Regions from separate parts of the Homo sapiens genome. Here region 2 is linked to region 1. Evidence: read pairs that join two places in POLR2A ChIA-PET (ENCODE). Cell type or tissue: HepG2. All regions are shown on one strand. Links, peaks and the distances in the headings refer to the core of each region. The heading gives the core; the rest is flanking DNA. Region 1 overlaps TRIM8 (tripartite motif containing 8). Region 2 overlaps SUFU (SUFU negative regulator of hedgehog signaling).

Region 1 (6,320 bases), core at 3,821-6,320:
CTGACCTCAGGCAATCCACCTGCCTCGGCCTCCCAAAGTGCTGGGATTACAGGCATAAGACACCATGCCAGGCATTTTATTTATTTTATTTTATTTATTTTATTTTATTTTATTTATTTTATTTTATTTTATTTTATTTTATTTTTTATTTTATTTATTTTATTTTATTTTATTTTATTTATTTTATTTTATTTATTTTATTTTATTTTATTTACTTGAGACAGGGTCTCGCTCTGTCGTCCAGGCTGGAGTTCAGTGGTGCAATCACAGCTCACTGCAGCCTTGACCTCCCAGGCTCAAGGGATCCTCCAGCACTCAAGTGATCCTCTTGCCTCAGCCTCCTGAGTAGCTGAGACCACACATGCCAGCACGTCAGGTTAAATTTTTAATTTTTTGTGGGTTTTTGTTTTGTTTTGTTTTGTTTTTGAGACAGAGTCTTGCTCTGTGGCCCAGGCTGGAGTGCAGTGACACGATCTCGGCTCACTGCAAGCTCTGCCTCCTGGGTTCACACCATTCTCCTGCCTCTGCCTCCCGAGTAGCCAGGACTACAAGTGCAGGCCACCACGCCCAGCTAATTATTTGTATTTTTAGTAGAGACGGGGTTTCACTGTGTTAGCTAGGATAGTCTCGATCTCCTGACCTCATGATCCTCCCGCCTCAGCCTCCCAAAGTGCTGGGATTACAGGCGTGAGCCACCGTGCCGGCCTTTTTTTTTTTTTTTTTTTTTTGATATGGAGTCTCGCGCTGTCACCCCAGTTGGAGTGCAATGGCGCCATCTCGGCTCACTGCAACCTCCGCCTCCCCTGTTCAAGCGATTCTCCTGCCTCAGGCTCCCCAGTAGCTGTGATTGCAGGTGCCCACCACCACACCCAGATAATTTTTTTTTTTTGAGAGGAAGTCTTGCTCTGTCCCGAGGCTGGAATGCAGTGGCACGATCTCTGCTCAGTGCAACCTCCGCCTCCCAGTTTCAAGCGATTCCCCTGCCTCAGCCTTCCAAGTAGCTGGAATTACAGGCATGTGCCTTCACGCCCAGCTAAGTTTTTGTATTTTAGTAGAGACAGGGTTTCACCATGTTGGCCAAGATGGTCTCCATCTCCTGACCTCGTAATCCGCCTGCCTCAGCCTCCCAAAGTGCTGGGATTACAGGTGTGAACAACCGTGCCCGGCCCAGATAATTTTTTTTATTTTTAGTAGAGTTGGGCTTTCACCATGTTGGCCAGGCTGGTCTCGAACTCCTGACCTCAAGTGATCTGCTTGCCTTGGCCTCCCAAAGTGTTGGGATTACAGGCATGAGCCACCGCGCCCAGCCTAATATTTTAATTTTTTATAGAGACAGGATCTCCTTATACTGCCCATGCTGGTCTCATCAAGGGATCCTCCTGCTTCAGCCTCCCAAAGTGCTGGGATCACCTTAGAAGAGGGGCTGTAGTGTGGTGATGTCTGTCTGGGGATACCCAGGAATCACGACTCCAGCTCCTTCACCTCCCACACTTTCATAGGGTCAGCCCTGCTCCCATTTCTTAGTAGGCCAGAGTGGGAGGTTGGGGAAGGACATGCCTCTGATCCTCCCTCCAGGGCCTCCTCCCCCAGAATTTACAGGCTGCAGAGGTGGGGTAGGGAATCCCCCAGGCGGCTAGATGGGTCCTGGGTCCTGAAGTTGCGAATCGAATTGGTTCTCCCCCACCCTCGGATGGGAGAAGATGAGGGTGTCTTAGGAAGGCCATGGTGACAATGACAGGATCTGAGTGGGAGAGTGTTAGCAAGGCCTGTTAAGAACCCTGAGGTGAGGTCACAGCTTGGAGAGAGGGGCCCTGGGGTGCGGACTCAGTGGGTCAGGGCATCCACCCTCGTCTCCTGCCTCCCACCCCAGGGTGCCCTTTGAAGCTGGAGGGGGCTTTGAGCTGGGGTCTCCTGGCCAGATGCGCTGGGAGAAGGGGTGGAGCCGATCATCCCCTAGGCCTCGCCCTCTCCACCCCCACCCTTCAGACTCCCTTCTTGGCCCAAAGACCGTTTCCGGCAGTTGCAGGGGGCACCCATCACCCCCCAGGCTCCTGCCTTGCAGCTGTTCCCCAGCTGCCCTGCCCCACCCCAAAGACAGCTGGGAGCGAGGCCGAGGGAGGGGGCAGGAGCGGCCCAGCTGCTTGGCTCCGGGCTGGGATGGGGAGGGCGGCAACATGAAAGAGCTGGGGCCGGCAGGCAGCAGAGGAAACCACCCCCACCCACTCCCTCGCGGTGGCCTCGCTGCGGGCTCAGCACATCTGGGCCACAGGAGCTGTCGGCCCCAGTCTGTGGGGTAGGGAGACGTGGTCAGATCCCCAACCCTTCCCGGAAAGGGGAGGCGTGATGGCCTTTGGGGGAAGGCAGGAGGGGAGGGCTGGGCACTGGGGCACCTGTGGCTGCAGCCAGCCCTCCAAGGGGCCACCAGTTCAGGGCAGAGAAGGCCCCTCCGATGACTTCTGAATAAGCCTGTTCCCTGGGGCAGCCCCAGCTCTTTCTGGGCCTCCTCTGCCCCGACCCTTTTGGGAGCTGGGTGACAGCTGCTCCTACAAAGCCAGGGACAGCTGGGTGGCTGGGGACAGCTGGGTGGGTTAGCGTCTCCCTGCTTCCCTGGCTGCCTAGGGAACCCCCCCCAAGCCAACTCTGGGCAGCTGCTGCTTCACCTATAGATGTGTGCCTGAGCGTGTCATTGTCTGGAGTGGGCTTCAAAGCTGGGACATGGAGGGGCTCAAGCCCATCCCATTCCCACCAGAATGTCCCCTCCACATCTCAGTGGATTGACGCACCTGGGGAAAGGGCCTCTCCCCTCAGCCAAAACAAAACTAGGCCAAGTGGGAAAGAAATTAGGCAGCTTTTTATCTTGGCTCCCAACTCTTGGCACGGGGGATGTCTCAGGGCTCCTGAGAACTGGAGAAAGGGACAGTGAGACAGAAGCAGATTTGAGTGGAGTGAAGTGACTGTCCACCGGCACCTGCCCCCAGGCATCCTGCACCCTGGGCTGGAGGGGCACTGTGCTCCAGTCATTTCCCCACTCCCTTTAGCCCCAAACAGGTGCACGGGGAGGGAAGGGGTAGGCCAGCTGTTGTCATACTGCTCCTGGCTCCCTGCCACACTGGGGAGGGGAACAATGAAGCAAGGGTCCACCACCCCACCCGAGTCATCCTCTACTCCCTCAGGGCAGGAAGGCGGAGGCAGTTAGCAAGACCAAGGCTATGGTTTGGTCTGGCCAGCCCCAAAGTCTTTATTTTTCTTTTTTTTCTTTGAGACAGGATCTTGCTCTGTTGCCCAGGTTGGAGTGCAGTGGCAAGATCTCAGCTCACTGCAACCTCCACCTCCCAGCCTCAATCAAGCAATCCTCCCACTTCAGCCTCCAGAGTAGCTAGGACCACAGGCCCGTGGCACCACGCCTGGCTAATTTTTCGTTTTAGTAGAGATGGGGTTTCACCATGTGGCCCAGGCTGGTTTTGAACTCCTGAACTCAAGTGATCCATCCACCTTCAAACTGCTGGGATTCCAGGCATGAGCCAACGTGCTCGGCAAGCCTTTATTTTTCTGAGGGGAGGGGTGGCTAGGGGTCAGTGAGGCTTGGACCACTGGCATGGGACTTTTTTTTTTTTTTTTTGAGATGGAGTCTGGCTCTGTCACCCAGGCTGCAGTGCAGTGGCACGATCTCGGCTCACTGCAACCTCTGCCTCCCAGGTTCAAGCGATTCTCCTGCCTCAGCCTCCTGAGTAGCTGGGACTACAGGCGCCCACCACCATGCCGGCTAATTTTTGTATTTTTAATAGAGATGAAATTTCACCACGTTGACCAGGCTGGTCTCGAACTCCCGACCTCAGGTGATCCGCCCATCTCAGCCTCCCAAAGTGCTGGGATTACAGGCATGAGCCACCGCGCCTGGCAGGAATGGGACTTTACAAGGCTGTCTGCCTTGTCCTGGGCTTCCTGGGGTGGGTGGCATTCAGGCCCGGATTCTGCCCAAACAAGAAGAAAGATAACTAGGCACCCAGCAGATTACAGAAGTGCATGGGCTGCGGACTTACAGCTCTGTGCAGAGCATCAGGCAACAACCGGAGCCTTTTTGAAGGTGAGGCCCCTCTCCAGAGAAGGGCCTTGGGGGTGTCCCAGCTTCCTCTCCCCGCAGTGGCCTCTGTGACAAGCAGCAGGGAGGACCCTGACCACCACAATGGCAGCACTTCTCTAAACCCAGGATATGGGAGAATAGAGTTAAAAATGCAAATTCCTGGGCTCTCAGAGATTCCCGATGAGTCTAAGCTAGGCCTCAGGAATCAGCACCCTTACCCTTTTTTTTTTTTTTTTTTTGAGACAGGGTCTTGCTCTGTTGTTTTGTTGCACAGGCTGGAGTGCAGTGACTTGATCTAGACCTACTGCAACCTCTGCCTCCCAGGCTCAAGCAGTTCTCCCACCTCAGTCCCAGAGTAGCTGGGACCACAGGTGTGGTGTGCCCCACCACGCCCAACTAATTCTTGTATTTTTTGTAGAAACAGGGTTCCGACATGTTGCCCAGGCTGGTCTCAAACCCCTGAGCTCAGGCAATTTGCCTTGGCCTCCCAAAATGTCAGGATTACAGGCGTGAGCCACAGCAAGGAATCGGCCCTTTTAACAAGCTCCCAAGACATGCTTGAGACTTTGAGAAGCTCTGCCGAAGTGGATGGGGGCAGGATGTCTTTTTCATCTTGCCACCCCACCTCCACCCCTCCCAAGGCCAAAGCCCCAAGTCCAAAGGAAGTATGGACCTGAGTGGTCCCCTCTCCCTATGGGGTCCAAGGCCCAGCTAGATTACATTCTGTCTCTATGCCTGCAGCCCTGCACAGTGCCTGGCACGTAGTGTGCACTCAAATATTTGTGGCCTGAAGGAGGTAAACTTTGCAAGACTCATAGAAAGGTGTTCCTCCTTCGTCCTCAGCTAAGAGCACATTGGCAGAACCTCAAAGAGATGCCGGGGCCCAGGTGGCATGGGGCTGGGCCTGGGAGGCCCTGGGCAAATATTTGTCAAATGAACCCAAGGCCAAGAGCAGACGGAGTCAGTGCCCGACGAACTGACATTCACAGGCCTGGAACCAGCTGGACCCAGGGGAGCAAAATCAAGGCAAGGAGGGCAGGGGCCCCTCCCCACACCGACGCCTGAAGATCCCAGGCCTGGGGGGGATAGGGGAACAGGCGAGGCAGGGAGTGGGACTGCGCCATCATGTTTATTAGAAGGTTGGATTTTGGTGTGTGCTCTAGACAGATACAGAATAAATACCTGCGCCTTGAGAACAGGAAGTCCACGATTCATACAAAGTGCTCACTACAGGAAGTTGCTGTGTCAAAATCCAGGCAAGGACCCAACTCCGGGCAGCCCCTCCTCCCTGCTGACCTCAACAAGGGCTGTGCTATTGTTTTTTATTTTATTATTTTATTTCTCTTTATTATTATTAATATTATTATTATTTGCTTTTGCTGTGGTCACTATCATTGGCAAAGTTCCTTTTCCCCTTTCCTGGACATAGGGGTCCTGTCTTTAAAAGATTCCACTCTGAGGCTGAAGGTGCCAAAAGCTGCTTGAGAAGTGGCCTTTGAACTCCGTCTGGGAAGATGGTGAGGAGAAGGAAGCAGGAGAAATCATTCTTGGTTTAAAAAAATTTAAAAAAACAAAAACAAAAGTCGCACAATCTAAAGGTCATTCCTTACTCGATCAGTGATCAAACTGCCCAAAAGGAAAACAAGAGGAGAAACAAGCCCGGGGCCCTGGGCGTTCCTCCCGGGTGGGGTAAGAAGGGTGGGACCCCCAAGCTTTCAGGGAAGCCGAGGTTCCTTCCAGCCACGGGGGTGTGAAGGGGAAGGAGTAGAGGAAAAAAGGAGAAACAGAGAGAGAGCTCAGCGCCTCGACACAGACACTTTCCCATCTCCAGGGCCACCTGCCGTCCTGGCCCAGGCCAGCTCCCACTGTCACCTCTGCGTCCAGGAGATTCATAATAAAAAAAAATCAAAAACAAAGCCAAAACCAAAACAAAATCCAAAAGGAAAAGACCTGGGGCAATGGAATGAGGAAGAGGGGAGGCGAGGAAGGTAGAAGGGCAGGTCTCTGGATGCATAACTCCCGAGCCCGGGGGCTGGGGAGGAAGATTCCCCAGCGCCCCGCCGCCTGCGTGGCGTTAGCTCGTCACGTAGTGTTTGGTGGACGGCTGCCCATACACCCTGTAGAAATCCTGGTGGCCGGGCTGCTGGGAGGCGTCAAGCCAGTCTCTGACCGCCAGGCTGGGAAGGGACTGGGGGACGGAGGGTGTGGGCGGGAGCGGGTGTGAGTACTCCTGCGAGGG
Region 2 (6,320 bases), core at 1,725-4,224, 100 kb after region 1:
TCTCTACTAAAAATACAAAAGTTAGCCAGGCATGTTGGTGCATGCCTATGGTCCCAGCTACTCGGGAGGCTGAGGAAGGAGAACTGCTTGAACTCAGGAGGCGGAGGTGCAGTGAGCTGGAATTGTGTCACTGCACTCCAGCTTGGGCAACAGAACAAGACTCCGTCTCAAAAAAAAAAAAATCAGTAAAAAACAAACAAAACACCGAAGTTAAAAGCACAAAGCCCTGTGCCTGCTGGGACTACAAACTGAGAGAAACTGAAACTAGGAATGATGGTGCTCATCTCCCCAGTGGTGGCACATGGGGAGAGTCTGCAGAACAAGATCAACATACAGAGAGTCATAGCTATAGTCATAGCCCAGAGGACCCCATTTGAACATACAGATCAAGCCACACCTGAAACCCTTGTTGTCCCAGTCACCTGAGCCAATGAAGTCTGTTATTGTTTTTCTTTGTTTTTTGTTTTTGAGACAGGGTCTTGCTCTGCTGTCCAGGGTGGAGTGTCCAGTTGTGTGATCATGGCTCACTGCAGCCTCGACCTCCCTGGCTCAAGGCAGCCTCGACCTCCCTGGCTCAAGTAATCCTCCTACCTCAGCCTCCTGAATAGCTGGGACTACAGATGCATGCCACCATGCCTAGCTAATTTTTTCAATCTTTTCACTCTACCCCTGTGGGGTTTCACCATGTTGCCCAGGCTGGTCTCAAACTCCTGGGCTCAAGCAATCTGCCCGCCTCACTGCCTCAGCCTCCCAAAGTATTGGGATTACAGATGTGAGCCACCACGCCTGGCCCTGTTATTGTTTAAGGTAGTTTCAGTTGGGTTTCTGCCATTTTCTTTTTCTTTTTTTTTTTTTTTAGAGGCAGGGTCTTGCTCTATCACCCAGGCTGAGTGCAGTGGCATGATCACAGCTAACTGTAGCCTTGACCTCCTGGGCTCAAACTCAGCCTCCCAAGTAGCTGAGACCACAAGTGCATACCACCACATCAAGCTAATTTCTTTTTTTTTGAGAGGGAGTCTCGCTCTATTGCTCAGACTGGAGTGCAGTAGTGCAACCTCCGCCTCCCAGGTTCAAAGTGATTCTCCATTCTCCTGCCTCAGCCTCCTGAGTAGCTGTGATTACAGATGTGCACCACCATCCAGCTAATTTTTTGTATTTTTAGTAGAGACAGGGTTTCACCATGTTGGCCAGGCTGGTTTCGAACTCCTAACCTGAAGTGATCTGCCTGTCTCGGGCTCCCAAAGTGCTGGGATTACAAGTAATGAGCCACTGTGCCCCACCCATCTTCCTTCCTTCCTTCCTCCCTTCCTTCTTCCCTTCCTTCCTCCCTCCCTTCCTTTTTTTTTTTTTTGAGTCTCACTCTGTCATCCAGGCTGAAGTGCAGTGGCACGATCTGGGCTCACTGCAATCTCCGCCTCCCGGGTTCAAGCGATTCTCCTGCCTCAGCCTCCTGAGTAGCTGGGATTACAGGCACGTGCCAGCACTCCCGGCTAATTTTTGAGTTTTTAGTAGAGACACGGTTTCTCCATGTTGGTCAGGCTAGTCTCAAACTCCTGACCTCAGGTGATCCACATGCCTCGGCCTCCCAAAGTGCTGGGATTACAGGCCTGAGGCACCATGCCTGGCCCATTTTCTTATAACTAGAAGAATCCTAACTAAATCACCCTAATCTGTCTATATCTAGCCATATCTGGAAGCCTTCACTGCCTCTGGATGCTCTTCATTCTCAGATCTCTCCCATTTCTACTTCCTTTTCTCTCCAGCTCAGCTTCCACCTCTGCGCAAACCTCCCAGAGGGTAGCTGTCTGCCAGCAGGTCAGGGCTGTTATAGAAGCCATCTGAGTCATGCTTCAGAGCAGGCTTCCAAGGCTGCCTCATACAGCTCCATGGCTGGCTGTGGGCATCTCCGCCCCCGCCCCCACACCCACCGGAGCCTCATCGTTCCCCTTTCATTCGCCTCCCACTGCCTTGATGCTATTTCCAAGGCTGGGTTGTAGGACTGCGGATGTCACTTAGATCTGGAAAAGCAGGTCTAAACAGTTCACTTGCTTGATTACACTGCTGAGCATGTTCTCACGTGCAAATGGGTGGGTGGAGTGCTCCCCATAAACTCACTAAGTTTAAGGTGGACAGCACAAGTGAGGCAAGACCATCAAACAGAATTACAACACTATGTACGTAGGCAGGTATATCTGTGTACACATCAAACATAAATGACACACGTTCTGTACAGTACATATGCATGTAACTCTTGTAGCGTGTAACCACACAGGGGTAGAGTAATGCCTACAAGTCACAAAGGAGGTGCTCTGCAGCAGCAGCTGAGTGATCTGCTCTGAGAAAACCTGATAGACCTACACCCAATCTTACAAAATATTTACAATAAGGGGCAATTACTTACACTATAGAAAGATTCTTCACCTTATTAAAGGATTTACTACAAGGTCCCACTAAACTGCATAGGCTCTACCGGACTTAGAATAGGGTTTGATTTGCCTAAGACTTCACAGGCAACTACATAAATCAACTACAAAAAACCAAGGAGCCACACCTGAACTGAATGTTTTCAGCTATATAATATGATGTACAAAACGAGGTAATTTTATTTGTATCAATATTACTGATTTTCCGTGTGAGTAAGATAATGCCTCCAAATGTCATCATGTCAGCTGAGGCTGCATATCTGATTCAGGGACGAGCAAGACATTTCCTAATACAGTTTTGCTGTTAAGTAGGGTCTGTCATTGAGGAAAAAAAAAAAAAAAAGACCAAGGTGTCCATCTTGATCCATATAAAGTTTTTTTTTTTTTTTTTTTTTGTGAGACGGAGTCTCACTCTGACGCCCAGGCTGGAGTGCAGTGGCGCAGTCTCAGCTCACTGCAAGCTCCATCTCTTGGGTTCATGCCATTCTCCTGCCTCAGCCTCCCAAGTAGCTGGGACCACAGGCGCCCACCACCACGTCCGGCTAATTTTTTTTATTTTTAGTAGAGACGGGGTTTCACTGTGTTAGCCAGGATGGTCTTGATCTCCTGACCTTGTGATTCGCCCGCCTCGGCCTCCCAGAGTACTGGGATTACAGGCATGAGCCACTGCGCCCGGCCAATCCATATAAAGTTTTTAAAGACTGAATAATGATAATGATTGCAGGTAAAACATAGTACTTACTGCGTACCAGGCACATTCTAAGTGTTTTACAGGTATTAATTCACCTCTCGATAACTTCATGCGGTTACTATTATCCCTGCTTTATAGCTGAGCAAATGGATGTACATGTTGCCCAAGAAGGCAGTAACTGGCAGAGCCAATATGAATGCAGGCTATCTGGGTCAGGAGGCCACACTCTTAAACCACCACACCATGCTGCTGCCTTGATCTGGCAGTCACAGGCAGATGGAGAACAGTTCAGGCAAGAGGAGTGGGGATGCGGAGCTACTTAAGCTATTAGCAATGAGTTCAGACACACAGTGCTAAGGATCTAACTATGCAGTGAAATCAAACAAAAGAAAAGAATGATGTTGGAAGTCAGGAGACGGTAAGAGTATTGACTAAAAGGAGACGTAAGGGAGGTTTCTAGAGAACTGGTCTGTTTCTCAATTTAGGTGCTGGTTACATGGGTGTATGTGGTTTGTGAAAACTCATCAAGCTGTACAGTTATGTGTACTTTTTTTTGCTTTGTTTTGTTTTGAGACAGAGTTTTGCTCTTGTTGCCCAAGCTGGAGTGCAATGGCGTGATCTCAGCTCACTACAACCTCTGCCTCCCAGGTTCAAGTGATTCTCCTGCCTCAGCCTCCCGTGTAGCTGGGATTACAGGTGTCCACCACCATGCCCAGCTAAATTTTCTATGTTTAGTAGAGACGAGGTTTCACCATGCTGGCCAGGCTGGTCTCGAACTCCTGACCTCAGGTGATCCAACCACCTCGGCCTCCCAGAGTGCTGGGATTACAGGCATGAGCCACTGCGCCTGACCTGTTTTTGTTTTTGTTTTTGTTTTTTGAGACAGGGTTTCACTCTGTCATTCAGGCTGGAGTGCAATGGTGCAATCACCATTCACTGCTGCCTGTACCTTCCAGGCTTATGCGTAATCCTCCCACCTCAGCCTCCTGAGTAGCTGGGACCACAAGCACGCGTCACCACAATGGCTAATTTTTAAAATTTTTGTAGAGACAGAATATCCTTATGTTGCCTACGCTGGTCCTGAACTCCTGGGCTTAGGCCAACCTCCCACCTTGGCCTCCTGAAGTGCTAGAATTACAGACATGAGCCACCGTGTCTGGCCAAGAGCTGCCATTCAGAGCTACACTGTCTGGGTTAAAATTTGCCTTTGTGGCCGGGCGCGGTGGCTCACGCCTGTAATCCCAGCACTTTGGGAGGCTGAGGCGGGCGGATCACGAGGTCAGGAGATGGAGACCATTCTAGCTAACACAGTGAAGCCCCATCTCTACTAAAAACGCAAAAAATTAGCTGGGCGCGGTGGCGGGCGCCTGTAGTCCCAGCTACTTGGGAGGCTGAGGCAGGAGAATGGCGTGAATCTGGGAGGCGGAGCTTGCAGTGAGCCAAGATCACACCACTGCACTCCAGCCTGGGCAATAGAGCGAGACTCCATCTCAAAAAAAAAAAAAAAAATTTGCCTTTGTACCCACTAGATGTGTGATCTTGAACATGCAGCTCAACCTGTGTTGTCTTGCTTGCTGCAACTGAAAAGCTGGTATATCACAGTCCCTAACCTCACATATTCAATGGCACACAGAGCACAAGTCTAAATGTTAGTCATTCCCATCACCATTTAGGCCCATAGCCATGGTCTCCTATCTTAAATCAGTTACCATTTACTTTTCTTTATCATTTTCCCATTATTTAAACAATTTACTATTATTTCCTACCATGTTCTAAAAAAAATTTAAAGTAGATTTGTTTTACCTGTTATTTAAATAATACAATCATATCACAAGAAATCTGGAAAATAGAAAGTCAAGTATTACACTTTTAGGAGTGTAGTCACCCTGTCCCGTTCTGACGTCCCTAAAGTGATCTGCAGACACAAACTACAGCAGGCACATTATAACGACCATAAGTGGGGCCATCAGGTACAGAAAGGGCCTCAGAGCACATATTAGTCAATGTATACTCAACAAACAGCCACAACTTTTATTTTATTTTGAAAATTTCCAATCCTACAGAAAAGTTAAAAGAATGATACAATGAATAACCAAATACCATTCACCCAGCTTCACAAGTTGTTAACATTTCGCCTCATTTGCTTTAGCTTCTCTTCATACACAGATGTTTTATTTTTTGACAATTAAGTTAAATCATTTGAGTCATTTGACAATTAAGTTAAAGACATCAGGTCCTTTTATCCGTTAATACTTTAGCCTTTATCTCTAGCAACAGGGACATTATCCTGTATAACCATAATACCATAATCACATCCAGGGAATTTCACATACAGTACTATTAACTAATACACAGTGTAAATTCACATTTTTCCAATTGTCCTTAAAAAATGACCCTTTTTTTTCAATTCAGGATCTAATCAAGGATCAACAATGCATTTAAACTGCCATGTTTCCTTTAATGTAGAACAGTCCCTGCCCCTTGCCTTTTTATGTCTTTCATAGCACTGGGGTGCGTGTGTGTGTGTGTGTATTTTTTTTTTAGGTGGGGTCTCACTGTGTCGCCCAGCCTGGAATGTGGTGGCACAATCATGGCTCACTGCAGCCTCAACCTCTTGGGCTCAAATGGTCCTCCTACCTCAGCCTCCCAAGTAGCTGGGACTATAGGCATGCCACCACACCTGGCTAATCTTTAATTTACAGGGTCTTGCTTCATTGCCCAGGCTGGTCTCAAACTCCTGAGCTCAAGTGATCCTCCTGCTTCAGCCTCTCAAACTGCTGGGATTAGAGCATTGACATTTTTGAAGAATATAGGCATTTGTCTTGTAAAGTGTCTCACAATCTGTATTTGTCTGCTTATAACTTGATTCAGGTTAAACATTTTTGGGAAAATGCTACATAGTTGATGTTACATACCTCACACTGCAACACATAAGAAGGTACATAATAAGGTCGGGCACAGTGGCTCACGCCTGTAATCCCAACACTTTGGGAGGCTGAGGCGGGTGGATCACGAGGTCAGGAGATCGAGACCGTCCTGGCTAACAAGGTGAAACCCCGTCTCTACTAAAATATACAAAAAATTAGCCAGGCGTGGTGGCGGGCACCTGTAGTCGCAGCTACTCGGGAGGCTCAAGCAGGAGAATGGCCTGAACCCAGAAGGCGGAGCTTGTAGTGAGCCGAGATCGCACCACTGCACTCCAGCCT

What was found. ChIA-PET counts read pairs that join two places held together with the same protein. Peaks named below come from ENCODE experiments on the same cell type or tissue, not always from the same donor. Only the 100,000 strongest peaks of a DNase experiment are listed, where the experiment ranks them.
Region 2: POLR2A ChIA-PET joins it to region 1 with 6 read pairs; 5 of 35 experiments call an interaction of 5 or more read pairs at or near these places.

The regions. Positions count from the first base shown.
Region 1 is chr10:102,657,190-102,663,509 of GRCh38, reverse strand. It overlaps TRIM8 (tripartite motif containing 8), which reads right to left. Exons shown (of 6, transcript NM_030912.3): 6 at 5,192-6,320. The coding sequence ends at 6,156. Among named protein-coding and RNA genes, the nearest start is that of TRIM8, 16 kb to the right of the region's middle. RefSeq lists a silencer at 2,183-2,242. In HepG2, for the core only: no CTCF peak of the experiment used is centred there; a DNase peak (open chromatin) is centred at 4,992.
Region 2 is chr10:102,551,768-102,558,087 of GRCh38, reverse strand. All of the region lies in intron 3 of SUFU (SUFU negative regulator of hedgehog signaling), which reads right to left. Among named protein-coding and RNA genes, the nearest start is that of SUFU, 51 kb to the right of the region's middle. In HepG2, for the core only: no CTCF peak of the experiment used is centred there; no DNase peak of the experiment used is centred there.